Linked DNA regions of Homo sapiens: regions 1, 3 and 4 are each linked to region 2. A link is a loop called in an ENCODE intact Hi-C map of the cell type or tissue named here. Cell type or tissue: endothelial cell of umbilical vein. All regions are shown on one strand.

Region 1 (8,000 bases), 300 kb before region 2:
TATCAAAAAAAGTTTAGGCTATATAAACTTATGTCTAGCTAAAAATAGTGTTACAGAAAAAAATTATTTTTACTCTCTTAAAAATAATTGATAAAAATTGAAGAATTTATTTTTGAAAGAATAGTGAGTGAAAAGTACATTTTGGAGAAAACAAATAAAAAAATCATTGATGAGGCTAACTATTGTTTAGTCTAATTATTTTCCACCTAAAATTTGTGGATGTGTTTCCTTTGCTATTTATTTATTTATTTATTTATTTAATTTATTTATTTCAAATTGACAAATACAAATTGTATATATTTATTGTGCAAAACAGGATGCTTCAAAATATGTATACATTGCAGAATGACTAAATCAAGCTAATTAATTATACTCACATACTTTTTCATGTGGTAAGAACATGTAAAATCTACTCTCTCAGTGATTTTCAACTATACAATAGAGTGTTATTAACTATTGTCATCATGCTGTACAATAGGTCTCTTAAACTTACCTCTCCTTTCTAGCTGAAATTTTATATCCTTTGACCAATATATTCCTAATTCACTAACCCATCTCCTACGCCCTGGTAACCACCTTTTTACTCTCTACTTATATGAGTTCAATATTTTTTTTTTTTTTAGATTCCCCATATAAGTAAGATCATGTGGTATTTCTCTTTCTGTGCCTGGTTTATTACACTTAACATAATGCCCTCCAGATTAATCCATGTTCTTGAAAATAACAGGATTTTCTAAAAGGCTGAATAATACTCCATTGTTTATACATATCACATTTTCTTTATTATCTATTAATGGACACTTAGGTTTTCATATCTTGGCTATTTTTACTATTTATGCTGCAATGAACATGAGGGTGCATACAGCTTTCCTTTGTTTTGGATATGTACTCAGAGTTGGATTGCTGGATCATAAGGTAATTTTATTTTTAGTTTTTTGAGGAACCTTCATACTGTTTTCATAATGACTGTACTGATTTACATTCCCACCAAAAGTGCACAAGGTTTCCGTTTTCTCCACATCTTCACCAACACTTGTTATCATTTGTCTTTTTGATAACAGCCATCCTAACAAGCATGAGGTGATATCTCATTAGGACTTTAATTTGCACTGCCCTGATGATTAGTGATAATGAACATTTTTTTATATAATTGCTGGCCATTTATATATCTTCTTTTGAAAAATGCCTATTCAGGTTATTTGCCCATTTTTAAATCAGCTTATTAGTTTTCTTGCTATTGAGTTAAGTCTCATATATTTTAAATATTAACCTCTTTTCAGATGCATGGTTTGCAAGTATTTTCTCCTGTTATATGAGTTGTCTCTTTATTCTGTTCCTTTTGCTGCCTAAGAGTTTTTTTTTTTTTGTTAGAGGTAATCCCTTTGCTTTTCTTTCTCATTAATCTTCTCTATAGTAATATGATCATAGTTAATATTTACATAGGCTTATTCTTTTATGAACCCATTTAATCCTCACTAAAACTCTATTATCTGTATTCTTATTTTATGGGTGAAGAATTTGAGACAATGGTGGTAATATACCAAAATTACCAAGTGGCAGAACAAGGATTCAAAATCAAGCAACCTGGATTTTACTCATCTTGTGTAGTTGTAACTTTATACCCATTATTTCCTTGATTGCGGTGATGGCAGCACTAGCATATACATATATCCAAACTCATCAAACTATATACATTATTTATGTGCAGGTTTTAATATACCAATCATACCTCAGTAAAGCAGAGTGGGGGAGAAAAAAGGCCATTAAGAAGCAAAGTAAATGACAAAATAAACGACATTTCTCAATGAGCTAGAAAAAAAAAGAAATAGCAATATTTCATTTCATTAACTTGTTGATGGGAAAGCAGTATGGTAAGTCACTTTAGAAAAAAGTTTGGTAGTTTCTAATTAAGAACATGCTTTCCACACATCCTAGTACTGTACAAGTATTTATTCAAGAAAAATAAAATCTTACGTTCTCACAAACACACAAAATTTAAGCAATCTGAGTTTAGAGTTTATCTTCCAACTACAACTGAACATTTACTTTGTATGCATAGTTTTTAAATATATATATGTAATTTGAAAAATATTTCTAGACATCCTTTCTGATTCATGAAAAATCATTGATAATTCAGAAATGACAAATTCTTCAACTTTATTCTAAATGCAATATAGCATTTCTGTTTACTAACTTGCCTACCAAACTGTCTTTGGAGCATAATGTAAATTTATGCTTCATTAATGTCTATGTTAACTGATATTTACTTGCTCATACATTGATAATTGTTCTTCAGAATTGCTTTTCAGATTTTACATTTTTTCAAAAGCATCACATCTATCTAAATGCATTCATCTAGTAATTCGTATTAATTCTTGTGACGACATTTTGTGATGGTTACTTGAATCATCATTAAAACGTTACTTGTTTCCATCAAATAAAACATTGATGGAAAATGATTTCAGTTTGCATTACTGGATTAGAAATAGTTTCCTTCAAATTTTAAGTAGTCCAATTTCTTTCTTATGTAAGAATTATTTCCACAGTATTCAAAGTAAATTGGGACTTCTCTTTTGTTTTATATTATCTTTTTAAATTCTGTGGGTGCAACAGATTCTCATCTTGTTTCAAAATTTGTGATAATGTTTAGAATTCACAATACAATTAGATTAGGTGCTTGGAAGTCAGAATTCACGTATCTGATAGCTGAATGTAAGAGCTCTCATATCAGTCAAACTCACATGAGAAAGAAAGAAAATTTCAAGATATTCAACACTTTATTATAAAATAGGCTTTATGTTAGATGATCTGATCCAGCACCTCAAGAACGTATCACTGCATATCACTAACCCAGGAAAAGATCAAATTTCAAAATTCAAACGAAGTATGGCTTCTACTGACTGTACATTTCTTTGGCACCAACATAAAGTCAAAAAACTGTAAATAAAACTATCACAAATTGAGGACCATCTGTACTAGCATTTATAAGAAAGTTCTAATTCATTGCTAATTAAACATGTTCGAAAAGTAAATTACCATTCTTGTGATGATGTATGATTTGGCTATCTATGCATCTACAGTTCCTTATAAACCATAAAAGTCAAGGTATCAGTTTCTGCTTGGCTTAAATAGCATGCATGTTAGTGTGTACAGCCATTTTTGAAAAAGGGGTGCTTTCTGTGAAAGACAATATTAATCTCTCATCAATGGAGCTAAAAATGTCAGTAAACCATTTAAGTTTATTTTTCTTTGGATTGTCTGTCTCCATCCTGTTATTTTAGTTTTTGCATCACTAGGGGCCACTGTTGTCTTTTAAATATATTTCACAATTATGAACGTCTTTAAATACTATATCTGAGTAACTTCAAAATTGATCAATTTTAGAAATAGAAGGAGGTCATGTATTGTTTTTTAGGCAGTCTGCCTACTTGAAATGTTTTAAAATGATTTTTGAGTAATCTTAAAACAAAATGTGAAATTTTCTTTTAAAAATTGAGTCACTATATATACAAATGTAGATGTTATTCTACAAATTGATATTTATTTTACTCAAAGTCTCTGTTTATAGTTATAGAAAGATCACAAACCTACTTTCAGTGAAATGTCTTTGCAAAATAATGAATTATAAAATATGTTAATAGTAATCAAAGATAAGAAAGAATAATTAAAGCTATTGAGTGCCAAACATTGTTCCAAGAAAACTCCACTCACTATAGCATTTAATTCATATAACAACCCTATGAGTTATCTATCAATAATATTCTCAATGTATAGTTGGGGGCACAGAGGGCTTAAGTAAATGGCACAATTTACTTAACCATTTTAATGTACTTAACCAATTTAATGTAACCATTAGCATAATGTTACAACAGTTGACTAAAAAAAGTAGTAGATACAGGATATATGTGTATGTGTATGTACATATAAAAATATAGAGAATTATGTGTGTACACACATGCACACACACATTTTGATAGTGATGTCATTGTTTAGATCTACACAGCATCTGAGATTTTACCCTACTTGTAAGTTAGAAAATTAGCCTGGAACTGTTTTATATATGCTCATAAAAAAACACAAAAGTCCTGTAAAGGAGACAAAGGACTATATTACTCACAGCAAATGTAGTAGCCAGAGCTTCATATTTATACCAGTTTCCTCTGTCCTCCAGACCCACGGGTGTTTATACATGCAATGGATTGTACCGCAGCAGAGAAACATTGAGGTTGGGGAATGTATTGCTTTTATAGCAAGTGGGAACAAGCCTGCTTTCTGTCCAGGGGCAGATGCTACCTCTTCTCAAGGTTGGACACCATAATCACAACCTTGGAAGATGGCTCAAATAGCAGTCAGGACTTTGCATTTTTAGAATACCCAGCAAGAACATGCAGGAATGTTTAGGCTCCATGGCAGAGTGCCTGTTCAAACAGTCATCCATTGATTTTAATATGAAGTGGTTTTCATTTAATTTAATATTTTTATGGCTCACTCCTCAACCTCCAAAGGACAAGAAGAATGGATGACCGATGGCAATGCTGTAAAAGCAAGATAAAGAAAACTCTTCATATTTCCTCTGATTGCATTTCTTCTCATTTCTTGTAGGCAATATTGTTTGGCAGACTCAGCTTATTTTTGTTCTTGTTTTTCTAGATTGTTCCATTACATTTTCATTCATTTAATAAGCTTTTACCCAGTGCCCAATTTGTGAACAAATTTGGCTCACAACCTCATAATATAAATTTTATTCAATATAATTATTTTAGAATTTAATGGTCTTTTAAAATCTCTAATATATAAGAATGTTATATTTTGATTTTTAACTTTATATCTAATACCATGTGTCAAAAATAAATTGCATTTATAAACTCTATCCATGATTTTATATATGTTATAAGCTATACTGCCACTTAAATTGTTTCTTGTTTTAATTTGTGATATATCTTCTATTTTTCTCTTAGGTATTCCTTTGTTGAAAGCTAGTAGTAGTTTCTTAAAACTATTTTATTCACAATATTCATTTTTTTCAATAGAAGATGATTTAAAATTATTACTTATAATAATGGCATTCCAAAACAATGCTTTATTTACCTTACTATTTATCTTACAATCTTCTTTAGTATTTATAGCATCATCTTTTACCAGAAATTACAGATTTAGAAAGCTAACTTCACAACTGGATTTCTAAGTGTCTATAAAATCCAGAAGTCAATGAATATAACTTAAAAATAAATTTTAGTATGAGACGTGGGTCTTTATCACCGTAAAAGTATAAGAATTCATTTTCCATCACACTATGGATTCGAAATCCTTAAAGACTGGCACTACATTTTATTTCTTATGTTATTTTTTTCATGGAATACAGGAAATCACATGCATAATACATTTTATTAGGACAAAAAGTTTAAAAATAAACTTTAGAGAATGACTCTGATACTGGAATTGATAACTCTAAGTTATTGTCTGAATCCACACCAATTTATCATTTTTTTCTGGTGAGAGTATATCCTAGGATCTAATACCACATTTCAAATATTAGTTACATGACATTGGGCTGTTCGTGTCAAGCTTCTTGCCTTCATTCATTTTGAAAAAAAAAAGTTAAAAACTATTATTGAGAAGCTTCCCTGAAATTATAGGTAGAATTAACACATACTGGTAAACAGAATGTATATTTGATTATACAAATTTATCACTATATATTTGTACAGAGTTTCTACGTTTAGTAAAAATTCCAAAATTCTATTTTTTGAATTAAGAATTTCAACTTTTCAATTTAATTTTTTGGGAAACTGTAGACTTCTGTAATTGTCAGAAACTTTGAAGATTACACTTGTCTACCTCATTCAGAGAGGAAGATGTGTCTGAAAATACACTTCAGATGTGGCCATCATTCTTTTCATGAACATTGCCCATGTATTTATGCAAGTACATGGAGACAAATTTATTTTTCATGTAATAGGTACATAGGTATCTATTCATTCAAAAATGTTAAATTAACTTAAAGAAACATCATGCTATGAAGGAAAGAATATGGGTCTTAGAATTAGACGTGTTGTATCATTGGGTCTACTATATACTAACCACAAATATTTGTATTTATTCTTTCTGAATGCCAATTCCTTTAATTTTTTCTGATGTTAAAAATGTCAAGATGAAAGTGTGAGACAAATAATACTGTCTTAACAACATAAATTATTACATAGGTTAGACATCTAGAAGTCTACCTAGAAAAGTCAGTCAACATTGTCTACTCTTTTCGTGATTCTCCTTATATCAATTTTTACAATGCTTTTGTGGTTCAAAGTAATTATACAGCATTCACACACACTATCTTATGCACAGAAAGAATGTAGGCTTTTAAATAATAAAAAACAATTGCAACATTCTGACTTAAAGAAGACACTTTTCATATTTCACTTTAAGCTATTCCAACATATTTGTGCAGAGTTAATCTCTCTTTGTATTAGTAAATATAATTCAGAAGTATTTTACCAGACATTTCTTTCTTTTAAAGAAGTGTGGGTAAACTTCAGATCTATTGCTTTAGGGCAGCTCTTTTTCAATTGTTATTTAATGATGAAACTGTACTCTTTTTTAATCCTGGGCAAGTTTTGTTTTGTTTTGTGGGTTTTTGGTTTTTTGTTTTTTACAATTGCATGTTTATTTACCTGGAATTCTGATGTGAAAAAAGATCAAATAATGATAGAAGCATACTTTCCTTTGAAAGCAGATATTGATATGTCACAATGAATCTTTATTCTCTACCACTGCTACATCTATAATTAATTCACAATGGGGAAGAATTGATTACTTTCTTTATGCTTCTAATCAAAAAAATTCTGCCTTAAAAATAAATTAGCAGTGATAGAACAACTCTGAGGATTTACCAGCACTATTCAAATATCTAATCACTAGCAGAAGGGAGAAGATGCTTTAGACAATGAATTTCCTACGAATGTGGGGGAATTTAGAATTTATTCTGTAAATGAGCTGTTTTCTGTCAATCATAGTTTACAACTAGAATCCATAAGGTCTCATAAACATGAGCAAATTTGCTCAGCCAAAAACATTGGAATAGATCTTCAAGTATTCTTATCTTCACAAGTAGGACTCCTCAAAGTCATTGCAGCATTTAAGAGAATGAATTCTAATGTGGTCCACTGATGCACTCACCTTACTGGGTATTTCTTTTGAGTACTGAATGTAATAACTATAAGATATTATGTTAGTATGGTATTATGTCTCTACTGAAATGGGAAGATAAGATGAATATGAATCATTGATTCTTGGGGTTATGATATTGTATGTTTGACAGAGGGTTATGAGCATATTAATGCAGCAGTGGCAGAGTCAAATAAAGACTCTCTACAAACTGGCATGACTTTTGATTGACTACACTTGTCAATATCCATTGCTTCCACACATGCAAACAGCATGCTACAAACAGCTAAAAAGTTACTGCTATTGTCATTTAATTACTAATATGATCAATTAGACCAAGATCAGCAAACTTTCTCATTAAAGGATCAGATACTAAATATTTTTCAACCGTAAGTTATCTGTCCCAGTGGTCAACTCTGCCATTATAGCATCAAAGCAGTTATGGACAATTTATCAATTAATTGGCATGGCTGTGTTTCAATTAAACTTATTTACAAAATAGCAAATGACATGTGGGATTTAGCATGTGAATTGTAGCTTGCAATTCTTGAATTAGACCAGTCACAACATATTTTAGGCATAACACATAAACTTAAGTGTCATAAAGACTGGGACCTCGTCTGTCTTGCTTGCCCTTCGACCTGCAGAGTTTCACATAGTACCAGAGATGTACTAAATTGTATTACAAAACACACTAAAATTTGTAAACAAATTTTGCTAAATTAAAAAGTTAATGTGTATAGAGTATAAAATAAGTTCTAATAATTTTCTGAATTGTTGCTTCATACTCAGTTTGTATCAATAGCTATACTTTAGAAATATACTAAGAAATTTCAGTG
Region 2 (8,000 bases):
AGTAGGTAAATGATTATCTCTGTAGATGATATTTAAAGCCACAACGTCAAGCCATGGTTCAAAATCTGAGAGAGAACTCTCTTATAAAATTCTGCAGTTTATTTCCATCAAATGATTTTCAGGTGGCATCTGAAAAGAGCTATTGGAAGAAATGATTATACTATACAAACTGATAGATTCAATGTTGGGAAATACAGAGGCAAAATTCAGGGGTGGCTTTGTGAAAAAAAAAAAAAACTTGTAATATTAACCAAGTAGTCTAAAATTACTGAACAAACCCCCGTTTTCTTCTCCCTTAAATATAGTGACATCATTGAAATGAGTTAGGTTTATAGAACAAACTTATTTCTTATTTTCTGAGATCCTAGTGAAATAATTTAAAATGAAGGAGAAAGAAAATTATAAATTCAGAATCAGAAAGGAGTGAACTGGTGAAGGTTTATGAAAATCATATACAACAAAGACATTAAAATATTATTCAATTTCACACAAAAACATTAAAGATACTCCAGCTATTTCTTGAAACATATGGTCTTTTTATTCTACCTTTGGTCTTCCTGCTTTAACAGAGCCAGAGAAAACAAACAACTTTTCTAAACTCTATAATAATAAATTTTTTTAATACAAAAGACAAAGTTAAATAGAAAGTTATATATAATAAAATCCTAGAAGGAAAGAATAGAGGAACATGAGAGAAAAACATATTTTTAAAGAAATAATAGAAAATAATTTCCAGAGCTGGAGACGCAAGCCTTTAAAAATATCCACAAGCTGCTGAGCAAGATAAATTTTAAACACAAATGCCTCATGATCCAAAACACATCACTATGACACTTCAGAGCAGAAAAGTGAGAATAGTCTAAAAACTTATGCATAACAAAAAAATCTGCCCAATAAAAGAATGAAAATAAATGCCAACGGTATCAGCCAAAAAGAATACTCGAGTGCATTTGAGTAAGGCTGTGAAGTCCTGGGGAAACTTAACCTTGACCTTAGATTTTCATGCCTCCCTTTCCTGTGGTCTATTCTTCAATCAGCAGGAGGAGTGAGTCTTCGAAAGTGCGAGTCAGATCACGCCATTTTCTATTTAAAATTCTCCTGTAGCTTCCCAGCTCTCACAGAATAAAAGCCAAAACCTTATCATGGCCCATAAGTCTCTTTACGATCTGGTCTTTGACTACTCTTCTACTGGGCCACTCAGACCAGCCCAGCAGTGCTTTCCTGACCTAGCCACACCGACCTCCCCTGCTGCTCCAAGCCAAGCACGCTCCTGACTGAGAGCCATTGCAACTGGAATTCCATCTTTTTTCAAATATTAAATAACTATTTTTCCAAATATTAAATAACCTTCTCCCTCATATCCTTATCTCTGCTCAAGTGTTACCATCTTAGAATGCCTTCTCTAACCGTGCTGTGGAAGAACCATGGCTCACTCTCATTCTGACCACTTAGCCTATTTTATTCTTCTGTGTCATGTTGCCCACTGGCATACTACATACCTATGTATTTAGTTTCTCTTTCTTCCACCTTAACTAGTACCTAACATCATGTCATCAAGAAATTTACTATTCGGATCTCTCCTATATCCCCTCCATATAAATAACTTTTGGCATGTAGCGCAATAGCCCCCCCTTATCCACGGTTTCACTTTTCGTGGTTTCAGTTACTTGCAGGCAACAATGGTCTAAAAATATTAAATGGAAAATACCAGAAATTTAAAAATCATAACTTTTACGTTGCACACCCCTTTGAGTAGTGTGATGAAATCTTAAGACAGTCCACCCAGGACGTGAATCATCTCTCGTCCGGTGTATCCATGCTGTATACGCACTAACCACCCGTTAGTCACTTAATAGCCCTCTAGGTTATCAGATCAACTGTCAAGGTATAGCATTGCTTGTACTGAAGTAACCCTTTATTTTACTTAATAATGGACCTAATGTTCAAGAGTAATGATGTTGATAATTCAGATATGCCAAAGAGAAATAATAAAGTGCTTCCTTTAAGTGAAAGGGTAAAAGTTCTCTAATAAAAAAAAAAATCATATGCTCAGGTTGCTAAGATCTACAATAAGAACGAATCTCCACGAAATTGTGAAGAAGGAAAAAAAAATTGTGCGTAGTATATGTAGGCTTTGGTACTATCCCCAGTTTCAGGAATCCACTAGGGGTCTTCAAATGCATCTCCTACAGATAAGGGATGACTACTATATGTACTCAATACATGAATCTCTCTTAAATAATTGACTGTAACCCTGGTTTATGTCTTGTCACTCTGGGATCTAGAATGTAAAGTTTCCATCCATACCTACGTGGCAGGGGGAAAGATTATGGCACCTTTCCCACTGGCTTGTAAGACCTCTGCTCATATATTATTACTCAAAGAAAGTCATATTTGTCATGCACAATTTCAAATTGGAGAAGTGCAATTCTACCACAGAACCACCAAAAAACTCTGAAATATTAAAAATGACCCTAATTTTTTTCAATATAGGCATAAAAACAATAGTCCAAAGTAAAATGGAAGGTCATGGTTACCAAGAAGCATGTCTGCAAAAATAAGTACCTTATACCTTTCAAGAAATAAATAAAATGAGTAAAAACTTGAATCATATTAGGGATAGAATAGAAAGGATATGTGTCTTTTATCCTAACGAGAAAAACACAAAGGCAATAGATACTCTAGGGAGATGTCAAAAATTAAACAAAAATCCATAATCAAATATGACTTTTGATTAAATTAAATATGACAAAATTAAAAATGACTTTGAACAATTGTATGTCATTACATTTGAACATAATTGTAGAAATATTCACCCTTGTGTGATACCAAAATTGACAAATTAAAACTCCTAAGAAAGAAATATAATCATAGCTCACTACTTTACCTATATAGTGAACTAAATTTACATGGTCAAGATAATGTAAATAAATAAAAATAAATGGAAAAGTTTAGTTTATTGATTTTCAACTTTTAAAGTGATTCTATATATAAAGCACATAAAATTATCCTTGGATTATAGAACTGAATAAAATGTTATCACCCTAACAATGTATAATGCAGTGTAACTTGAATGGAAGGTAGAAAAGAGAAGACGGGAAGGAAAGACATCAAAAAAGATAAAGATGCTAATATCTTTATTTTATACATTAAGGATAGTCATTTATAATGGAACATGAAATAAAGTTTTAAATAATTTCTTAAACCTAGAAAAATACCAGTAAAAGAGCTATAAAGTATTAAATATTTATTACTTTATTATAGTATTTAATAAAGTAATTATTATAATAAATAAGAAAAAGTGTTAGGGAAGAGGATAGGTTAGATAAGTAAACTGAATCCTCACCTTTAAAAGATAAAAATCAGTAAATATTTCTAAATATCATAAAGACATAGTAATAAAAGTATATTTGGGAGATACGAAGGTAACTATAAGAAAAACAAAATATATTCAAAACAGTCGCTCTGAGGATCAGGACGACAGTGAGAATTGAGAAAGGGAATTCCTGGTTTCCATTATAAACTCATCTGTAACATTTTAATAAGTGCTTATATTGCTCTCATAAGAAAATACTAAAAAAAAATGCATATATTAATTGGATGTCATAGCCCTTCAACTCTTGTCCAAAGACTACATTACACCGAGGAAGTTGATTACTCAGTTAACATGATGAGTCATGAGGCAGGTAATTTCAAGGCATGAGAAAAAAAGATCTAAACATGGAGATTAGGTAGGATAATGTATTGCCTGGAACAAACACCTAAAATGCACAATAAGAAAAAAAGAAACTATTACACTCAAGGCAAAATTATGAGTTGGGAAATCTTTGGTATAATCAGTCAGGTATTTTAAATAAGCTGTTCGTAGGGAATATGGATGTGTCACTTAAACTAAGTAACGGGGTTAACATTTAGATGCATAAATGCTAAAATAGCCCAAAGACTGGTTTGGAGCAGGGTGTGATCTGATTTATCATTCTACAAATCTTTGAGAATTGATTAATCTGATAAGTTAGGAACAGGAACAACAGATCAAAGTGACTATAACAGTATAATTCTAGAAAGATATAAAAAGAAGAAAGTTGTAAAATATAACTAAATGACTATCTGGCATTTTTCAGTGTTTTTAATGGCAATACAATTTATTTCATCTTTATCGATGCCCTTAAGTTGGGCCTAATATGTTGAAATAAGGTTTTCTTAAATGATGGAACACTATTGTTAATTACTCAATATAAAAAAACTCAGCACTGTAATCATTGTCATTATAAGCATTTATGATAAAAATTTATAATGAAAACATTTTAATTGTTTAGTCTAATATTGTTTTAATTGGAACAATAGAGCCTGTAAAGCTATATTTGTCAAACAAAACATTAAATAAAATTATGGCTGCTTTAGAAATTATGAAATATTCTTAAAATAACTGCCTCAATTAGCTACGATTGTCCACGTGGAATTCAGCAGCAGTGAGTCTGCCTTTTAAATAATGACAGTTGTGTATCAGCACTTGGAAATACTACTTGTGTGAGTTTGATCATTTTTCTCTGGAGGTGGATGTCTTCCAAGTAAAGCACATGAGTTAGTGAATGTTCTATTTCTTTTTTAGCCACGTTTTCTCTTGGGAATGTCAAATTGCTCAGCAGAGTTAAATGAATGTCTCATCTCAGTGGAATGTAATAACCATGTGAAGAATACAATGGAAGGAAATTGTGTCCTCATCCTTAAGGAGATTATAACTGAAGGGTCCACATTCAGAATACCTACCCAATGTTTTAAGAAGATACTGTAGAACTTCCAGTAACAATGGAACTTCCTCTTTTGTACTAGGATGCTTATAAAAATGTTAAATTCATTTTTATCTCTTTGGGGACTTTTGCCTCCAGACAAATGCTTCCAAACTTGACTATTCATCAAAATCACCTGTGTAGGATTTTAGGGATTATGGAGTTTAAAAATTCCCAGCTCTTACCTCCGGAGATTTTTATATGGTAACTCCCCAGGTGATTCTGATAATTAGCCTGGCCTAAGAACAACTGCTGGAGGTAATTTCAACATAAACAGAAAAACTTGTTTGACCAGAAATTAAAAGTGTGCCTGCAAAGGTCAACATACTCAGTCTGGACAAAACAGAAGAACCAAGACCTCACATTTACAAATCTATATGCCAAAATAGATAAGGTTCCTGTATGCCCTTTAATTAACTTGAAATTAAGTGGCTCTTATTTAAAAAACTAATTTTCTCACCTTATCTTGTTACATTCTATTAAGTTTCTTTTCATAACATTATTGTAGGCATATACAAATACTCCTCCAGAGGATTTCCAAAGGACTGACACTGTTTCCACATAAGAGTTAGGTTTGGTTTTCAGTGAATTGGAAAATATTAAAACATATTAATCCATAGTTGTAAACCTACAAATGTAAAACTATGTATCACCTATGACATCTTTAGCAAGTGGTAATCTATTCCTAATCTATTTCTAGTACATAACAAAAATTTAAGTCCCTAATTCTTCAACTCCCAACAACTCAGCACAAATACAGAAAAGGAAGGAAATGACAAGGAAAGTACAGAAAAGAGGAAGAAAAAAAATTGAAGAGGGAAGAAAGTGACAATACTAAAAGATTTTTATGGAATTGCTAAAACAGAAGCCAATTTTTACCAGAAAACAAGAGTATCCACTGTGTATTAACAATATCTATTTTTTTTTTTTTGAGACAGGGTTTTCCTCTTGTTGCCCAGGCTGAACTGCAATGGCACTTTCTCGGCTCACTGCAGCCTCTGCCTGCTGGGTTCAAGCGATTTTCCTGCCTCAGCCTCCAGAGTAGCTGGGATTACAGGCATGCGCCACCATGCCCAGCTAATGGTATAAAAGGAAGCTCCACTCTGCTCCATGACATAAAGTGTTCTTCCCTGGTGCATACAAGTCATAAGATGAAGGTTTCCACATAGGTAGTTGTATGTATCATTAAGTATTGACCACTCTCTTAGACCCTCTTGTTTAATATTTTCCCCCAACACAGTTGAGCTTTCTTAGCAGTCAGATTTGGGAAATAGATATTGTGTGTTTTAAAGCCTCTCCTAAGGGATGACTTGAGAAATTTCATTTTGGTTTTCTTCTGTAAACACTGGCCTTTGAAGCATGCATACATGCACAAATAATTGTGGAACGCACAGTCAGAATAAAGTCTTATTAAGTTAGTATTATGCAAGGGACTATGGTAGAGAACATTTTAACAATTCCCTATTCTTCATGGATTGATAATATTGTAAATATTATAAAAATGAACTTCTGAAAAATTAGACACACTAAACATAAGCCCAAATTATTTGTCATCTGATTCAGCAGACATAAAATGACTCAAATTGCTCTAAATGTTTCTAACCACATACTCTCAATTTCTGTACTTGCCCTGTGACGGACAGCTAGTCTGTAAACCATACTCTGAAAAATATGGATTTATCCCACTGGGTTTATCAGAATTCTTACTGGGACCAATGAATGAGAGGTTACAAATTCAAATCTCTCATAAAATGGTAATAGAATAAAAGGTCATTTAACTTGGAATTTGATTAAGCTTCACACAAACATCATAAATATGTTACCTAATGAACATAAATAAATAAACAGAAAACCTCCAAATGTATGCCCCATAATTGTTACTAGCAGCAAATCCATATGGGTCTGCAACAACCTGAATTCTTGCCTCCTCAGAAAAAAGAATTCGACTGAGGGCCATAAGGCAGAAGAGACTAAGGCAAGTTTTAGAGCAGGAGTAAAAGTTGATTAAAAGGCTTTAGAGCAGGAATAAAAAGAAAGAAGAGTACACTTGAATGAGGGCCAAGTGGGCAACTTGAGAGATCAAGTGTGTGGTTTGACCTTTTGACTTGAGGTTTTATAGGCTGGTATACTTCCGGGGTCTCTTGTGTTCCTTCTCTCCTGATTCTACCCTGGGGGTGGGCTGTCCTCACGCACAGTGGCCTGCCAGCACTTGGGAGGGGAGCATGCGCAGTGTATTTACTGGAGTTGTATGCATACTCACTTGAGAAGTTCTTCCTTTACCGGCCAAATGTCCCTAGGAGGTCAGGCACCAGTTAAACTCTGCCACTTTGCCTGTTAATGCGCATGTGTGAGACCACTTGCCCAACTCCTGAGATCTTATCAGGAAGCTACTGATCATTAGTTTCAGGTGTTTCATATATATTGGGAGCCTGCCTTTCCCTGGAGCCAGCTACTACCAATTATTTTTTTAGAGAGACAGTTAACAACCTCCTAACCATCACCCAGTGGTCACCTGACATTCCTAGTTGGGGGGTGGAGGGTCTCCTGCCCTGTTCATGTGTGACTAGCTATCTACCGTAACTAACATACATTTGGGTCCAAGCTGGATTTTTTTTACCTTTAGACTATGCTGCTGCCTTTCGACCTCCCACTGACCATTTCTCACATTCACTGTTTGAATATTTGCCTCTTTTTTTTAAATGCCTTTGTTTGTAGTTTATTTTCTGTCATTGTTAGTGTAATTATTAAGATGTCTTTCAATTAAATATGCAACTATTCATTTCTGTAGACACCTTTTTCCTAGCACAAGCTGGTTGTCTATCTTCCTAGCAAAATGCTGGTAGTTGTATTTGTATGTATCTACAATAGCATTACAAAAAGAAACAACAGAAAGTAACAAGGAAATAAAGGTGAAAAAAAGAGTTTTAAAATGAGAAACACAGAATTTTGCTAAGAAGCAAGACCAATGCAAGAGCAACTTCTTCTGTAATTGAAAGATTCTATTTCTTTGCTTTTTGTACTTTCACTTCCTGACATAACCAACCTACCTTTTGAAAGCAAGAGTTAATTCATGGTTGATGCTAAAGTTGAATATAATTCAATGTTAGTCCTTGTATACTACTGCGATGCACACTGCTGGGTACACACTTGATAGCTCAGGGAGTACTCTGGTTTAATGACATCAGGCCCAGTATTAGAAAACTACAACTGAAC
Region 3 (8,000 bases), 510 kb after region 2:
GATGAAATCTGAAATGGCCTATAACAACAGTTCTTCCACCCAGAGTAGCTCATCACTGTAAAAGAGGATGCTCTCAACAACGATGTCCGTGGTCACTATACCATTGGCAAAGAGATCAATGACCCAGTGCTGGACTGGACCTGGAAGCCGTCTGACCAATGCACAGGACTTCAGGACTTCCTGGTGTTCCACAGCTTTGACAGGGGCACTGGCTCTGGCTTTACCTCACTCCTAATGGAGCAGCTCTCTGGTACAATGGCAAAATCTAAGCTGTAATTCTCCAACTACTCAGCCCTGCAGGTGTCCACAGCCATAGTTGAGCCCTACAACTTCATCCTGACCACTCACTCACACCACCCTAGAGCACTCAGCTTGTGCCTTCATGGTGGACGACAAAGCCATCTATGACAATTGCTGCCACAACCTGGACATTGAGTCCCCAACCTACACCAACCTCAACTTCCTCATTAGCAAAGTAATCTCCTCCACTACAGCTTCTCTGCACTTTGACAAGGCCCTCAACATGGATCTGACAGAGTTTCAGATCAACCTGGTGGCCAGCACTCGCATCTACATCCCCCCGGCCATCTATGTGCCAGTCATCTGCAGAGAAGGTGTACCACAACAGCTGTTTTTGGCAGGGATCGCCAATGCCTGCTTTCAGCCTGCCAGCCAGATGGCAAAGTGTGATGGTATGGCACTTTAGGGAATATGGCTTACTGGTATGGCAAGTGTATGGCCTACTGCCTGTTGTACCACAGAGATGTACCCAAGGATGTCAATGCTGCCATTGCCACCATCAAGACCAAGTGCAGCATTCAGCTTGTGTACTGCTGCCCCACAGGCCTCAAGGTTGGTATCAACTAACCGCTGCCCACTGTGGTGCCTGGGGGTGACCTGGGCCAAGGTACAGTGTGACGTGTGCCTGCTGAACAACACAATTGCCATTGCCAAGGCCTGGGCCCACCTGGACCACAAGTTCAAGCTGATGTATGTCAAGAGGGCGTTTGTACACTGGGAAGCTGGTGAGGGCATGAAGAATGGTGAGTTCTCCAAGGCTCAGGGAGGATATGGCCACCCTGGAGAAGGATTATGAGGAAGTAGGCAACGACTCCTCTGAGGATGAGAATGAGGGAGAAGAATAGAACAACTGCCTGGAGCCTATTCATTATGGTTATTGCAAAATCCTTTGGAAATAAACAGTCTCCTTGCATGGTTTAAATAAATAAATAAATAAATAAATAAATAAAACAGAAGGATTTAGTAGCTTCAGCAAAACAGAACTTAACACCCAAAAGGATAGATATACATTTTAAAATATTTTGTAATTTGCATTGCTTTACACAGAGAAAGCATAGGAAAATATGTAGATTTTGCAAAGGGTAATTGATGGGCCTGTTTTTTTCATGTTGCTTTCAGGAATGTGTGGGCAAACAGCCTATCTCTAGTGAAAAAAACATGCAGACTATTGCTACATTAATATTCACATCCAGAACATGAAATCTGAAAACAAAATAACTATAAAATTATACCACACAGCAGCTAAATTAAAGAAGCTGAGTATACAGCTCCATATATGCTCACTATAAAGAGAATATTTTTGCAAATTAAAAATATGTGAATAATTGTCATGAAGAAGTAATTGCTTTTAAAGATAAAATAATTGGAGGCTGGTTTTGTTGTCAAATTACTCAGAACTTTGTTGGTGCTTCTAAGGATCAGAGCTTAGCAATGTTTTTGAACCTTTGCTCTTTCCCTATACCTTCAAAATGTTGTTCAGGACTTTCTATTCTAAATGCTCTGAGGAAAGTACTGTTGCTCCCCTTAAGGATCAAATGTAGAAAAAACCTGAGTGGCTGGTGACAAACTTCTACATCCCCACAACTATAAAAATTAACATGTGGCAGTAGGTTATACTTTATTACTTATCTTTCTGAATAATTGTTTTAAAATATTATTTAATGGTGGTCTTTTGTTTTATTTAGGAGTTTATTTTTGTATCCTAACATAGTAAACAGTAGCACATATAAATACACATAGAGTTACAGGGCGTAGGAGAGAATCAGACTTTATTGTCAACTAATGACTATACACTTGGTATGCATTATTTTATAATTCAAAACAATACTTTAATGTGGGTATTCATATCTGTATTTACAGGAGAGGAACGTGATATTCAGAAATTAAGTTTACATAGTTACTAAGGAACAGATACAGGGTTTGAAGTTCATTTTATCTCCAGAGTGATTAATCTTCCAAATATACCCTTTTTGATCCCATAGTGTTTGGAAGATATGATCTTCCAACCAACTTGGGAATGACTGAAACCCTTAAAGGCATCTTGGCAAATGACTCTTCAGCAAAACAAGTCTTATGACCAAGAACTTATTGAGGGCCAGAATATATTGTTAAAGCTAAAATAATTAACAAGTTCTTATGTATATTTAGCCTAATTTCATCTCTGCCAGTTCCCGTCTATCATTTGAGGTCATACACAACAATAACTCTTCTAGTTAATTGCCTTTCAACTAATTGAAGAGAGCTAGTTTTCTCTTCTTTAGGTTAAGTATCTACAATTCATTTTAAATAATTTCTTAGCAAATAAACTGCCAATCAATTATTATCTATATCTGATAGAAATTCTGATAGGAACTCTGAGAGGAACTCAGAGACAATTTTAATGTTAAACATTTAATGTCCATTTCACTGATGAAACAACTGAAACCCCGATCAACTAAGTAAATTTTAAATTAAAATTAGGCTACCTTTTCTCTAAGAATAAGAGTCTATTCTTGATTTATTTGGGTATATTACATGGCAAATTGAAGATCAGTGAATTCACATAGTGAAGATCAGTGAATGCCTTCTGAATAAAAGTTTTTATTAATAACCACGACAGACACTTTGAAATCAGTTATTATAATTCTAGATTATGTTTTCCCACTATTTCCTAGGGCTGCTGTAACAAATTTCTACAAACTTGGAGGGCTTAAAACAACAGAAATCCCTTCTCTCACAGTTCTAGAGTCTCGAGGTCATAAATCAAGGTGTAGGCAGAATCATACCCCCTCCTAAACTTCCAGGGTAGGATCCTTCCTCGCTTCTTCCACATTCTGGTGGCCGCGGGTGTTCCTGGGCTTGCAGATACAGCACTTCAATCTCGGGCTGCATCATCACTGATGTTCTCCCCTCGCGTGTCTGTCTCTGTGTCTCTTCACTATGACATCAGTCATATTGGATAAGGGCCCACTCTACTTTAGTATGACCTCATCGAACTAATTATATCTGCAGCAACCCTATTTCCAAATAAGGTCACATTCTGAGGTACCAGAGTTAGGACTTCAATATATTTGGAGTGGAGTGGAGGCCACAATTCAACCCTCAGTCAAAAGTTAATTTAGGATGTGGAATATGTAAGGAGGGAGACTAAGTCTGTTTCTCCAAATCATTTCTAGATTTCATAGACCATCATTTATTTAACTTGTAATGTAGAAAATTCAAACATCATGAAGGGCTCTTTACCTGAAGTACACTGTACCTTCTTCGATAGCTAAGTTTTAGAAAGTCTGAGCACTTCCTGAAACTCAATTAAGCGTGTCTGTGTGTCTGTGTATGTGTGTCTGTGTGTATGTGTGTCTGTGTGTATGTGTGTCTGTGTGTATGTGTGTCTGTGTGTATGTGTGCATTCTCATGAGACAGCATTTTTAGCTTTCGTCAGAGTCAAGTGGTCCACCACTCTCCCAAATAGGAGAATCTAAAATAGACAAATCAAGACAGCTCTAGGTAATATAATGAATTTTGGCAAGGACAGATCCCCATTACTTACCCATTAATTTTCCAGTTTTAACTTTCTGTTATAGGGGACTATGTTCCTTAAAACTTTTAATTTCAGTGCACATCTAGAGCCTGTGATTTCTTTCATTCTATGCTTTGTAACTTTTTAACCACTTTTCCTTTTTTCATGATATCTGTCTCATTATTCATTCATTTCCTCATAGTCATAAGCTCAGCTTTGCAAATAATAGTTAGATTTGTGATAATCAAACCTATAATGGAATTTAATACTTGACACTGAGCCAGTGTTATGTTTCATTCATCAAATATTTGGTTGGGCTTATTATGTTCCGTCTAGACATTGTACCGGGAAATAGAGATAGAAAAGATTTTTTTTTAATACTGTTCCTTTGACCTCGGGAACTCATAATTCATCCAGCATTTAAAACACTTTATGGTACATATGAATCATCTGGGAATCACGGTGAAATGCAAATTCTGATTCAGTAGGTGAAGAGGGAGAATTCTGAGATTCTAGGCATCCAATTAGTTACCAGATGGTGCCTATGCTGTTGGTCTACAGGCTGTATTTTATATAGCAGGGTTTGGTACAATCTTTCTCAACCAGACCTGGAAGAGAAGTAGGTTCTAATGTCCTAATAATATATTTTCTGTAATGAATTAATTTTATTTCAGTATGCCTAGAATGGTGTGTGATATGTACCATCCTTAAGAGAACTGTGAAAATAGTCGTTAAATCATGTTTTGTTTCTTCTGTGCTTGGGTTGAAGCTCATATCAATTAGGATTAAATTCAGGTTTAACCAACCAGAAGTCTGTGCAATGATTTAGATACACAAGAATTATCTATCTTAACAGAGAGAAGCAGGGGTTAGTAGTCCAGGGTTCCAGAGAATTTTGTTTTTTTCTTCTTCCGTTGTTCTCAGAGTGTACAGGCCAGGTCTTGTGTATGTTGTCTCAGGTTGTAACATGGCTGCTGCTCTGCAAGCTCACATCCACTATCCAGGCTGAAGCCAGAAGAAGTGGGAAGAGAAAAACCAAAGGACAGTGCCCTCTGTAAACCACTTTTAAAAAACGTTTCTCAGCAGGTAAGCTACTCAATCTTTGAGTGTAGAGCTGGATCACATGGTCAGGTCACTGCTAGCCAGAAGTGTGTGTGGAACCTGAGTATTTAAGCCCTATCTGTGGAGTTTTCACAGTAGAAGATGAGAAAGCAATTGTAAATGGTTCTGAAATAGGCAGTCCAGAACTATGAGTTAACTGCACTCATGGAATTGGCATGCTTAAAAGCTAAACAGGAATCACTCATGCTAAAATGTACAACAGTCATGTAAAACAGAAATTCTTTTAAAATGTTCAAGCTTTTTAGAACCTCAAAGTTATAATTTCAGGAACTGCCTATTCTGATTAGATACAGGTTTGGCTGTGTCTGAGACATCCACCTAATGCAAATAGAAGTGTGTTTCTCCTCTTGGTTTCCCAGAGTAATTTTCTTAGTTCTGCAAATTTTTTTGTATGTAGAAATAATACCTTAATTCATACATGAACACATATATTTCATTTTTTACCTATAAAATATCAAAATCTTACATAAGAACATGAAGTTGTAAATAATCTTAACATTGTAAGTACATTGTAGACAAAATATTTGGAATATGTTATTCTATTTATTTATTTATTTATTTATTTATTTTTGAGACAGTCTCGCTCTATCACTGCAGTGCGTTGGCGCAATCTCGGCTAACTCCAACGTCTGCCTTCCAGGTTCAAGCGATTCTCATGCCTCAGCCTCTCAAGTAGCTGGGATTACAGGTGTGTATCAGCACACCCAGCTAATTTTTGTATTTTTAATAGAGGCAGGGTTTCACCGTGTTGGGCAGGCTGGTCTTGCACTCTTGACATCAAATGATCTGCCCGCCTCAGCCTCCCAAATTGCTGGGATTACAGGCATGAGCCACTGTGCCTGGCCTGGAATAGATTATTTAAATATAGTTTTTCTTTTTCATTTTAAAATCAAGTTCTGATATTTATAGCTGGTTGTCTATTTGACTTTAAAAGTCCACAAAATAATAGTATCAATATATAATCTACCATGACTTAAATAATTAATGTATTTTAATACCATTTATCCTGCTAACCACCAGTTGAGGTCCTTATGTTTTCTATTTTCCTAATGAAAAAACTGAAGTTCAAAGAAGTTAAGTAACTCCTGAATAACACACAGTTACTAAATGTCAGAGCTGGATTTGAAACCACTTGGGTTTGAAACTTTCCAATGCCCCTCTCTCTTAGAAGGGATGTGTGGAATTTTCTCTTATTCTGCTTACTAATTACCTTCATGAAATTCATGTTATATGTGTGGAAATAGCAAGGACCCATTATTTGTGTGCATTCACTTTAAAATTAGACCTGATTTTAACAATTAAAAATATGAGCTAGGCTTACTTGTTGGAAATTAGAAATGTATATATTTCTTAACACTGTTATTAGTAATAAAAATTAGAGAAAAAAGGAAAGAGCAGAAGCATCAGGTAAGTAAACAGAGATGTGGGTGACATGTAAAGAAAGAAACTCAAATTATGAATGAATTGCCATCTCTATGATATATAAGTAAAATAACATTTTACTTTAAAAAGTAACCAGGACATTAGGACTAAATGAAAATGAGCCATCAGCAGTTCAAGCATTTTAGATAGTAAATGAAATGAAATATTTAAATTCACATTTAAAAATTATAATTTTTGGTGGTTTTAGGTACAGACATGGAGGAAATCTGAACAATCTGATTATACAGAAAATCTAAATTTTCCATATTTAAAAAATTTACCTCTACAATATAATTACTCTAATAATTAAAATAAATTTTAAATACACTAAATATTTTTCTCTTTCATTCCATTCCACAAAGAATCATCAAGCACCTACTATATTCCAGTCCTTGAACCAGGTGCTAAGGCTGTACTGAGATGTACATGGTCCTAATCCTGCCCTAATAATTCAGTCTACTCGGTCATGAGATGAGAAAACAATTCAAGCACAATTCATGGGGCCACTAGGGGAGCAAACAGGAAATTACTTATTTAAGTCACTTTCAAAAAATTAATAACCTTCAAAATTAGTAACCCATTTTTAAAATCCATTCCAAATGAATAAAATATAAGGCTTGAAGTCTATAAATGGGTAAAGTCCAATTTTCCTGAAAACTTTCCACTGCAAAATGAACACGCTGGAGGAATACAGACACTGAGGCCAGCCTTAAATGAGTTAAAAGGTGTTGCATTAAAAAAAAAAAAAAAAGAAGAAGAAGAAGGAAGTTTTGGTAGTTAAGAGAAAGGATAAACAGTTTATAGTTTCAAAGTTCTTCAACTTTAGAAGACAGCCATAAGAAGGGACATAAAAATTGGATGTGTGTGTGTGTGTGTGTGTGTGTGTGTGTGTGTGTGTGTATGTATACAGTTACATGTTTGAGCAGGAAGTTTGGCAGGCAGAATCTAAGAAGTGAGGAAGCGACTGATTGCCCCTGGGAGTTGGCAGGAAACACACAGGCCGAGGATAGGAATTAGAAGTATTTGATAGCTCAGAGGAAATCATGGCACAGAGAGGGAAATAGTGTAAACACAAGGGTCACGAAATAAAGACAGAGCGCTTGGCTCCCTGGTGGATGCAGGCAGGAACAGAGGCCATAATCCAATAACCCAGTGTACAAAGCACCTCCATCACCGAAGCAGCGGGCTTGGCAGGAAGCATAGATCATACCATTATGTCCTCATTTCTCTCCCCTGTCGGGAACAGACTTTATGACTAAACTTCAGATAGAAGACATTATAGGAAAAAAATTGTGGGGCACAGTTTTAGAAAAAGAAGGAAGATTGCCTTGAGCCCGTTTCACCCAATAACCTTTATGCTACAGATCAGGTTTTGAAGTTAATGGTATTTATTTTGGCTTTTCATGATTGGAACCTGTGATGTGAATTTTGATATCGATATCTAAAGAATAGACTGAGGCTTTTGACTTTTTTTTTTAATTAAAAACTGATTATCAGAGATAGTTATACCCTGAAGCTAATGAAGGTAAAACATCTGAAGGTAAAACATCAGGGTCTCTCACTTGAATTTGGTCTTACAAGACCCTATGCTCAATTTTGCATTTGTAATTTTAATTCCTTTTCAAATTGTATAAAGAATATCCTTTATAGAGAGATTGTT
Region 4 (8,000 bases), 300 kb after region 2:
GAGCCGAGATTGTGCCAATGCACTCTAGCCTGGGCGACAGAGCGAGACTCCGTCTCAAAAATAAATATATAAAATAAAATTGGGAAAACAAAAGAAGAGCTATACAAGGATGAAAAATAAAGCATAATCTTAGAACAAAAATAGAGGCCCTACAAAGGAAAGCAAGATAAAGTGACAAAAAATAATCAGTGAAGCCAGATGTGGTGGCTTACACTTGTAACCCCAGTACTTTGGGAGACCAAGACTGGGGGATCTCCGGAGGCCAGGAGTTTGAGACCAGAAGGGCAACATAGTGAGACTCTGTTTCTACAAATACAAATAAACAAACAAACAAAAAACCAGATAAACAATCAATAAAGTCTATGATTTTACTCTAAGGTTCTGGACTATATCTCTTGATTTGTGCAAAAAAAACATTATTATTCATTAAACTGTAAAATAAACTTTATTCACACATTTCTTATATGCTTTTTATTTACATTTCTCACACTTAATTTTTTCTATTTAATTGTAGTCATGCTTATTTTCCAGTTAAATTCTTAATTAATCCAGAATGATTTTTAGTGTTCCTGGAACATTGAGAATTTATTTGCCAAATGCATACTAATTGTGAAAACTATTAGACTGGCCTCACTTAAATACAAGAAGAAACCTATTTATTGTTTCATCATCTTAGGTTCAATGCATTTAATGTTTGTCTTGGACAATTCTGTTTGTGACCAATAATGCATTTCAACTTTCCAATGGAAATGTCATTTATTTATTTAGTCAATAAATGCTTATTGAATACTTAATATCCACTAATTTCCATGTTAGAAAGTGACTTTAAAAAGCCCAATTTCTGCCCACAAGGAATTTATATTCTAACAGTCTCTTTTTTTAAACAGAGAGTAGAAATGTGATACAGAATAGAATTAGAATGTGTGCTCAATGACAGCAGAGGCCATTTCTCTTTTGTTAACATCTTGCAGTTCTTGGCATAAAGGAGATGCTCAGGAAGTAAGTCTTTAATGAATGAATGAATCCTTTGAAATAGGTTTCTAACCAGAGATAGACAAAATCTAGAAATGTAGGGTGTTTTACTGTTTTTATTTATGTGTTCAGTAGTATCTTGTTTCTAATCCCCATAAGTAGAGGGACATAACCATGCTTTATGAAAATGCAGGTGGCCACAACACAAAAACACACATGACCTTGTGGGGAGTGAGACGCAGACTGCCCAGAATGCTGGCTGATTATGTTAGAGTTCTTTGGCAGAAAGAAACAAAAGCCAACTTCAACCAAAAGAAATGTATTTTGGGGATATTTGAATCTCACACAATTCATGGGAAATGTGAGGAACCTGACCTGGACATAGACAGAGTTCAAGTTATCTATAGATTCTAGGAAAAGGATGTACAGAAATAGCAGATAATACTTGTTTAGGGAGTCACTGCTGGGGATGAATCAATGTCAATTGTTTTCATTGTCTTTGTTTAAGTTCCAATGAGTTCAGCCTGCATCATGCCTCCATGTCTTAGCTAGGAGAGGGCAGAACACCTAATTAAATTCCTGAAGATAGTATCCAATGGGGAACATGTAATTCTCGAGAGGGAACCAGAGTACCATTAGGAAAGGGAAATAAATTCTAGGAAAACTCCAAAGAAACAATGCCAGCTATACTAGTTATATGAACTGAGGCATGTCAAGTGCTGCAAATGGTGTGGGATTTTACTCTACTTAGAAGCTCACAAGTTAGCCAGCTACTATCTCATAGATGCCAGCAGAAGACATAAGACTTCTGAATTAGAGACAAAGGACTTTATTACTCATAGCACAGCAGGCAGCATGAGCTCCATCTTTGCATTGGTTTTTGTTTCACCCTAAGCCCCACTCGGATGATTTAGAGGCAGGCACAGGAGAATGCTGCATCCACAGAGGCTGCGCTGAGGAACCCAGAGACTAAGAAACCCTCAATCTTCTAAAAGGGCTGCTAACAGACTAGCTCAAATTTTGCCCCGGAGAGAGCTATTGTCTTTATTAACTTAGACAATAAAGAAATTGTCCTCTGCGCTGGAAGTAGGTATTATACCTGCAAGGCTATTTACTACACAATATCTTTGGGGTTTTAAGTATTATATGTTTATATTATATATTAATTTTTATTTTATATATATAAACATATAATATATAAATATATATAAACATATAAATACATATTATATATAAATATATATATAATATAAATATATATATATATATATTTTTTTTTTTTTTTTTAAGATGGAGTCTCACTCTGTTGCCCAGGCTGGAGTGCAGTGGCGCAATCTCAGCTCACTGCAAGCTCTGCCTCCCAGGTTCACGCCATTCTCCTGCCTCAACCTCCCGAGTAGCTGGGACTACAAACACCTGCCACCACGCCTGGCTAAATTTTTTTTTTTTTTTGCATTTTTAGTAGAGACAGGGTTTCACCATGTTAGCCAGGATGGTCTCGATCTCCTGACCTTGTGATCCGCCAGCCTTGACCTCCCAAAGTACTGGGATTACAGGCGTGAGCCACCGCGCCCTGCCTATATTTTTATATTTACTTTTTTTTTTACTTTTAGGTTTGGTGGTCCATATGAAGGTTTGTTACATAGGTAAACACATGTCACGGGGGTTTGTTGTACAGATTATTTCATCACCCAGGTATTAGGCCCAGTACCCAATAGTTATCTTTTCTGTTCCTCTCCCTCCTCCCACCCTCCACCCTCAAGTAGACTCCAGTGTCTGTTGTTTCCTTCTTACACAAATATCTTTGAAAATGTAGTAGAGAATGGAAGTTGTCACAGGATGGTCAAAAACATGAGACCCCTGGAGAATTGTCTCCCAACAAAGTAAGAGTGTGGGTTAAGATGAGTAAAGGAATACTGACAGATGAATGTCTGATTTAAGTCAAAAGTAGAAGAGAAAGCCAATGTCCAAAACATTAGAACTAAAGGTCAAAAGAACTAGAGGATAAAGATAATATTAGGGTCACAGAGCTAAGAAATTTGGCTTTTGCAGACTCAGAGAAAGCCAGGTGCAGCAATGGAGTTATCCTAAAACCCTGATTGTTATTTGTTGCTGGTGTGGGTCAGGCTGGCTTATAACATCAAGAACAGCATGTACATTTTTTGCCTCCATCTGTGTGGTGGAACTTGAAAAATTACATACATTTATTTGTGAAGAAGGTGTGGGAGCATGTAGAGATCAGGCAGAGCTCAGTTTAGGATTCAACCAAGAGTTCAACTTTACTCCATTGCCTCGTTATTAAGGACTTAACCTCTGACATTGCCTTAGTGAGAGAGCATTTATCTATGATGCTGCCTTCAAGGAGCGAGCTCTTCTTTGGTGTTAATTACTAGCATAGCAGCAGGGCCTTTCATAGACTTCTAAGAGGGACGAACACTGTGGTCATCAGGCTTTAAAATATTTTCCCCATCAAGACTTACTATGTATGATATAGATAACTTCTCTGCCTATGCTCACAGGTACTTCCTTGGAGAACAGAAGCCAAATTCTGTCATTGTTTGTCTCAGCCCTCCCCACAGGGCAGTGATGAGAGTACAAATGTGGGACCTGACCCAAGAGTGACACCCTAGAACCTTAATGAGAGAAGATAGGCAAGTATGGGCAAGGTCCCTTATTCGCCCTGCCTACACCTATTTTTAATGAAAGGTGCCTTTTAGGAAGAGTTGAAGAAGCAGTTCTTGGTTTCTGTTTTAAAAATACATCAGTCTGTTAAGGGTAAACATTAGTATTAAAGATAAAAAGTCTGAAGGTAAAGCACGAAGTTATAGTGGTTGAAGTGAGAGTCGGGACTTAACAGCAGTTAGCCCCATATAGGCGAAAGATTCTACCTAAGCAATTGTAAAAATATTTTTTAAGAGAAAGAAAACCTGCTAAGTCATTTTTGAAATTTAAGCAATGAAGAGCTAGAGAGAATTAAAATAAAACCTCAACTATGTAAGAATTGTATAATCATTTATAAAGTCTGATACAGCGTTTTTCTGAAGTATTTCCCCTTTTTTTATGGTGATCCTATTCAAATGTTAAATAAATACAGTAGCTCATAACATATGAAAGAAAAGTTTGACTCATTTCACTTAAAGCTGTTATTTAGGATGTACTTAAGTCAAATATATTCTCAATGGAGTGCTTAATAATGAAGACTTGAAGGTTATACAAAATTTCCTTCAAGGTGAAAAGTAATTTTTAAACAAGAATAACTATTTTTCTAAGGTCTGAAATGCATATTTGGGTTGGTTTAAGAACTCTCACTTTTTCAGTCAATTGGTTATTTGTTGGGAATAACAGTTATCCCTGCAATGGATGATATTCTGATCCTATTTCAAATAATAACTTAGACATAAAATTTGTCTTGAATCAGTGGGTTTTCAAACCTGGCTTGTCATCTGAATCACCTTGGCAGCTTCCCAGCATTTCTGAAAATCAGCGATGCTTACAAGTGCTGCATTGGGTCATCTAGTTCAACTTCCTCCTTTAAGAGAATGACTCAGAAAACTTAGTCTCATTCATATGACAGATCTTCTTAATCCATGTTGAATGATTTTCCATCCCCACCTCAACCCCTAAGATTTTATGTTTCTACTTTCACATCGATTTTACTAACATTCTTTCTTCCCTATAAGGGAATCCACAGTGAAGATGCATTATTTCAGAGGAGACTGGATCAATATTCCTTCTTCAACCTGTCACACAGAGAAGAGAGGCGCCTCTGTTTTCCCATCAGGGATGAGTACAGGAAACGGCAGCATATTTTCCACTTGTGAGTAATTTTTTATCTAATTTTTCAAGTTGAGAAAGATCACCATGCTGTATGAAATATAACCACAACACATAAGACATGTTATAAATTTGAATGTGTGTAGACTAAACAATATTATGGGGTTTTCTACCATTACCCTCTATAAGCATATCTAAATATCTAAAAAGCCTAAATTTCTATAAAGAAATACGTGTCAGAATTAGAGCAAGAAGTCTATCAAATGCAAGGAAACCTTTTATTTTACTTGCGTAAATGGTTCAGAGTTCCTATGTACATTCTTTACCCGGATTCTTCCAATGATAACATGTTACATTACTGCAATACATTTACTAAAACTTGGAAACTGACATTGGAGCAATACTGTAACAAAATCATAGACTAGTGTTTCACAAGTTTTTATATGTACTCTTTCTCTTTTTTTTTACAGTTATATGAAATTTTATTACATAGATTCTGAATTAGTAGTTGATGTAATTAGAAACAACAACAACAAAAAAAACAGTGGAGTTTGCAATGAAGAAGTTTAAGTTATTACTGAGTGCAGACAATGTCATTGTATACTTAGAAGAGCCCAAGTGAATAACCTGAAAAACTACCTGATAAGTAATGAGAGGTTTCAATAATGCAGTAAAGTAAAAAATACGTATTTTCAATCATTCTTACATATACAAACAATAACTGAGTACAACATGTAGTGTAACAAATATACTAAAATAGCATTTTTTAATCTATTAGTATGGCAAAAATCTCAAAACTTGATTTAAAAAAATCTCTTTTTAATAAACTCTATGAGAAATAGGCATGCTCACACATTGCAGATAGGAGTAGAAACTGCCACAATCCCTACGAAAAGCAATTTACTTATGATATTAGAAAATTATAAATTCATTTACTCTTTGACCCAGCAATCCCATTTTGGTAGTTTACCTACAGATATGCCTATACCTGTTTGAAATTATGTATATACAACTTTATTCATTGAAGCATTATTTGAATAATTAAAAGATAATTGACCAACAATAATGAAAGTATAGCACAAAAATAAAAATGATAATGGCAAGAAATTTGAAAACCATGCCCATTAGTAGAGACTGATTAAATAAATTATTGTCTATTTAATGAAACGTTCTGCAACTGTAAAAAAAAAAAAAAGAATGAGGTAGCTATTTATGTACCAATCTTTAGTAAAGATTAGTAAAACTCTCCAAGATATTCTATTATGTGAGAAAAAAACTTGGTGTAGAACAGTATGTATCTTATGCTTCCTTTTTCATAAGAAAGGTGACAAAATGTCTTCATGAAACAACCACTGGAAGGGCACATAAAAAGCTGATCACATGGTTTATGTATGGAAAGAGGGGAATAGAAACTCTCAGCTCACATGGCAAAGATGGAGGTAGACTTTTCACTGGATACTTCTATTTATTTACCAAGTGAATGTATTCTCAATTTAAAATAAGTCAATGAAACTGACAAATTTGTTTCTTTGAACTTCTTTTTCAGCTCAAATTTTGAAATATTATTTATTCGTTAGGGGCCCTTTTAGTCATTTTTTTCTGAATGCAAGTAGGTCCCATCTGCCAATTTTTACATTGGCTGGAGTCATGCCATGGTGACTCATTACAGTGTCACCTTAGCATGCCATGGTTGCAATCCCATGGACTAGCTAAGGATGCAAAACTTATTTCCTGCCTGAACTGCAGGACTTAGTGAAGGCGTGAACTTTTTTAGTCAGGCTTAATTTCAAATCTGGTATTTACCATTTCCTAGCACTTTGACCTTAGGCAAATTACGTAACCTCTCACATCTTGTTTCCTTTATTTAAAATTAAGATAATATACTCACTACAAGGTTGTGAAGATTAAAGGAGTTAACATTATGAAACACCTGTTGAAGCACTAAATAAATGTTAGTTGCCCTTTTCTTTTTCTCTTTGATTTCCACATGGCTTGCTAAATTAGGCAAACTATTTTAAATTAACTGACTTGAGTCAAATGTGTCTCTTATTTATTCATTAATAACTTTTATAGTTATTTGAGGAGTTGATTATTATGATTACGAGTAGTTCTGATTTAACTCTACTCATACAAATTCTGCTTTTTTCTGATATTGTGACTAAGACTATAATTGGCCATCTAAATGTTCAAACTAGTTAAATAGTCTTAATGCATAGCATATTCCTTCATAAGATGCTAATTGGTGGCTTATGGATTTTTTGGAAAAAGTTTATTTCATCAAAACTCTAAATAGATTTTTGATACAGACAAGCTTATCTTTTTCCCTGAGTAGTCAGAATTGATTTTATTGTATGAAACTATATGCTTTGATTTAGAGGCTAGAAGTAGAACATTTATTCCTGAATAATATCATGTTAGTAATAGAGGTGAGGCAGAGATAAATAAGAAAAAGATGAAAGCAGATTAAAAGTCAGATTAACATCTGCAATAAACTTTATCTTCAAAGATTAGTAAATATTCTGAAATATTCTCCTTAGAAAAATGAAGCTACAAGTTAGCTCATCCAGTAGGTATCTGTGATTTATTTGAGAATTCCCAAGCGTACAATTACTGAGACTTATTAAAACTAATGAACTGTCAAAAAAAAAAAAAAAAAAAAACCTTGTTCTGACAGTTCTGACAAGATGGTAAGGAAGACTTTATTACAGAACCATTGCAATAGGTATAAAAGCTATCAAAATACTGGAAAGAAATCAGGCTCAATTCTGAATACAGCAAAAACTAGTGGGAGATTTATAACAAAAGAGCAGTTTGGAGAGTCGTTGGTAGACAAAAAATTACTAAAAGGAGACATGAAGGGCAGCAGGGGTTCTGGTGAAACTGACCTAACAAGACTCTTGCTGAAGGCAGGCCAGAATGGTCAGGTATTGATGGTAGGGCATGAGGAATCTGATTATTAATAGATACTAAGAGTGATCAAATATCAAGGGTTGAGAGATTCTCTCTGAATTAACTTAGCAGGATTCTTGCTATAACTGGACCCCAGGAAAACAGGGAAACCTGAGGTTGAAGCCTAGCTGAGAAGAGGGCTCAGAGGAGCCTGACTACAGTTTGGTCAAAGAGAGTCTTTGTCAGAAACTTATAGCTGAAAGTCAAGACTAAAAAATGAGACACGTTTACACACTTCTTCAAAGGGCTGGCATTTGGCCCCCAAATTCATTTCTGAAAAATTATCCTGAAATTTAATGTTATAA

Evidence for each region. Peaks named below come from ENCODE experiments on the same cell type or tissue, not always from the same donor. Only the 100,000 strongest peaks of a DNase experiment are listed, where the experiment ranks them.
Region 1: it touches region 2 in a loop (7-fold over the local background); 6 of 110 quality-filtered maps call a loop at or near these places.
Region 3: it touches region 2 in a loop (13-fold over the local background); 4 of 110 quality-filtered maps call a loop at or near these places.
Region 4: a loop joins it to region 2, with 7 times the contacts of the local background. A loop is called at or near these places in 3 of 110 quality-filtered maps.

What each region holds. Positions count from the first base shown.
Region 1 is chr4:125,240,350-125,248,349 of GRCh38, reverse strand. No RefSeq gene overlaps it. Among named protein-coding and RNA genes, the nearest start is that of FAT4, 71 kb to the left of the region's middle. In endothelial cell of umbilical vein, a CTCF peak has its summit at 3,255; DNase peaks (open chromatin) are centred at 3,309 and 4,169; H3K27ac peaks cover 339 bases.
Region 2 is chr4:124,937,178-124,945,177 of GRCh38, reverse strand. No RefSeq gene overlaps it. Among named protein-coding and RNA genes, the nearest start is that of ANKRD50, 230 kb to the right of the region's middle. In endothelial cell of umbilical vein, no CTCF peak of the experiment used is centred here; DNase peaks (open chromatin) are centred at 3,697, 4,617 and 5,297; H3K27ac peaks cover 3,501 bases.
Region 3 is chr4:124,428,892-124,436,891 of GRCh38, reverse strand. It overlaps the pseudogene TUBAP10. Among named protein-coding and RNA genes, the nearest start is that of LINC02516, 130 kb to the left of the region's middle. In endothelial cell of umbilical vein, no CTCF peak of the experiment used is centred here; DNase peaks (open chromatin) are centred at 3,251, 4,121, 6,941, 7,371 and 1 weaker place; H3K27ac peaks cover 6,538 bases.
Region 4 is chr4:124,638,667-124,646,666 of GRCh38, reverse strand. No RefSeq gene overlaps it. Among named protein-coding and RNA genes, the nearest start is that of ANKRD50, 70 kb to the left of the region's middle. In endothelial cell of umbilical vein, no CTCF peak of the experiment used is centred here; DNase peaks (open chromatin) are centred at 4,456 and 6,406; H3K27ac peaks cover 2,328 bases.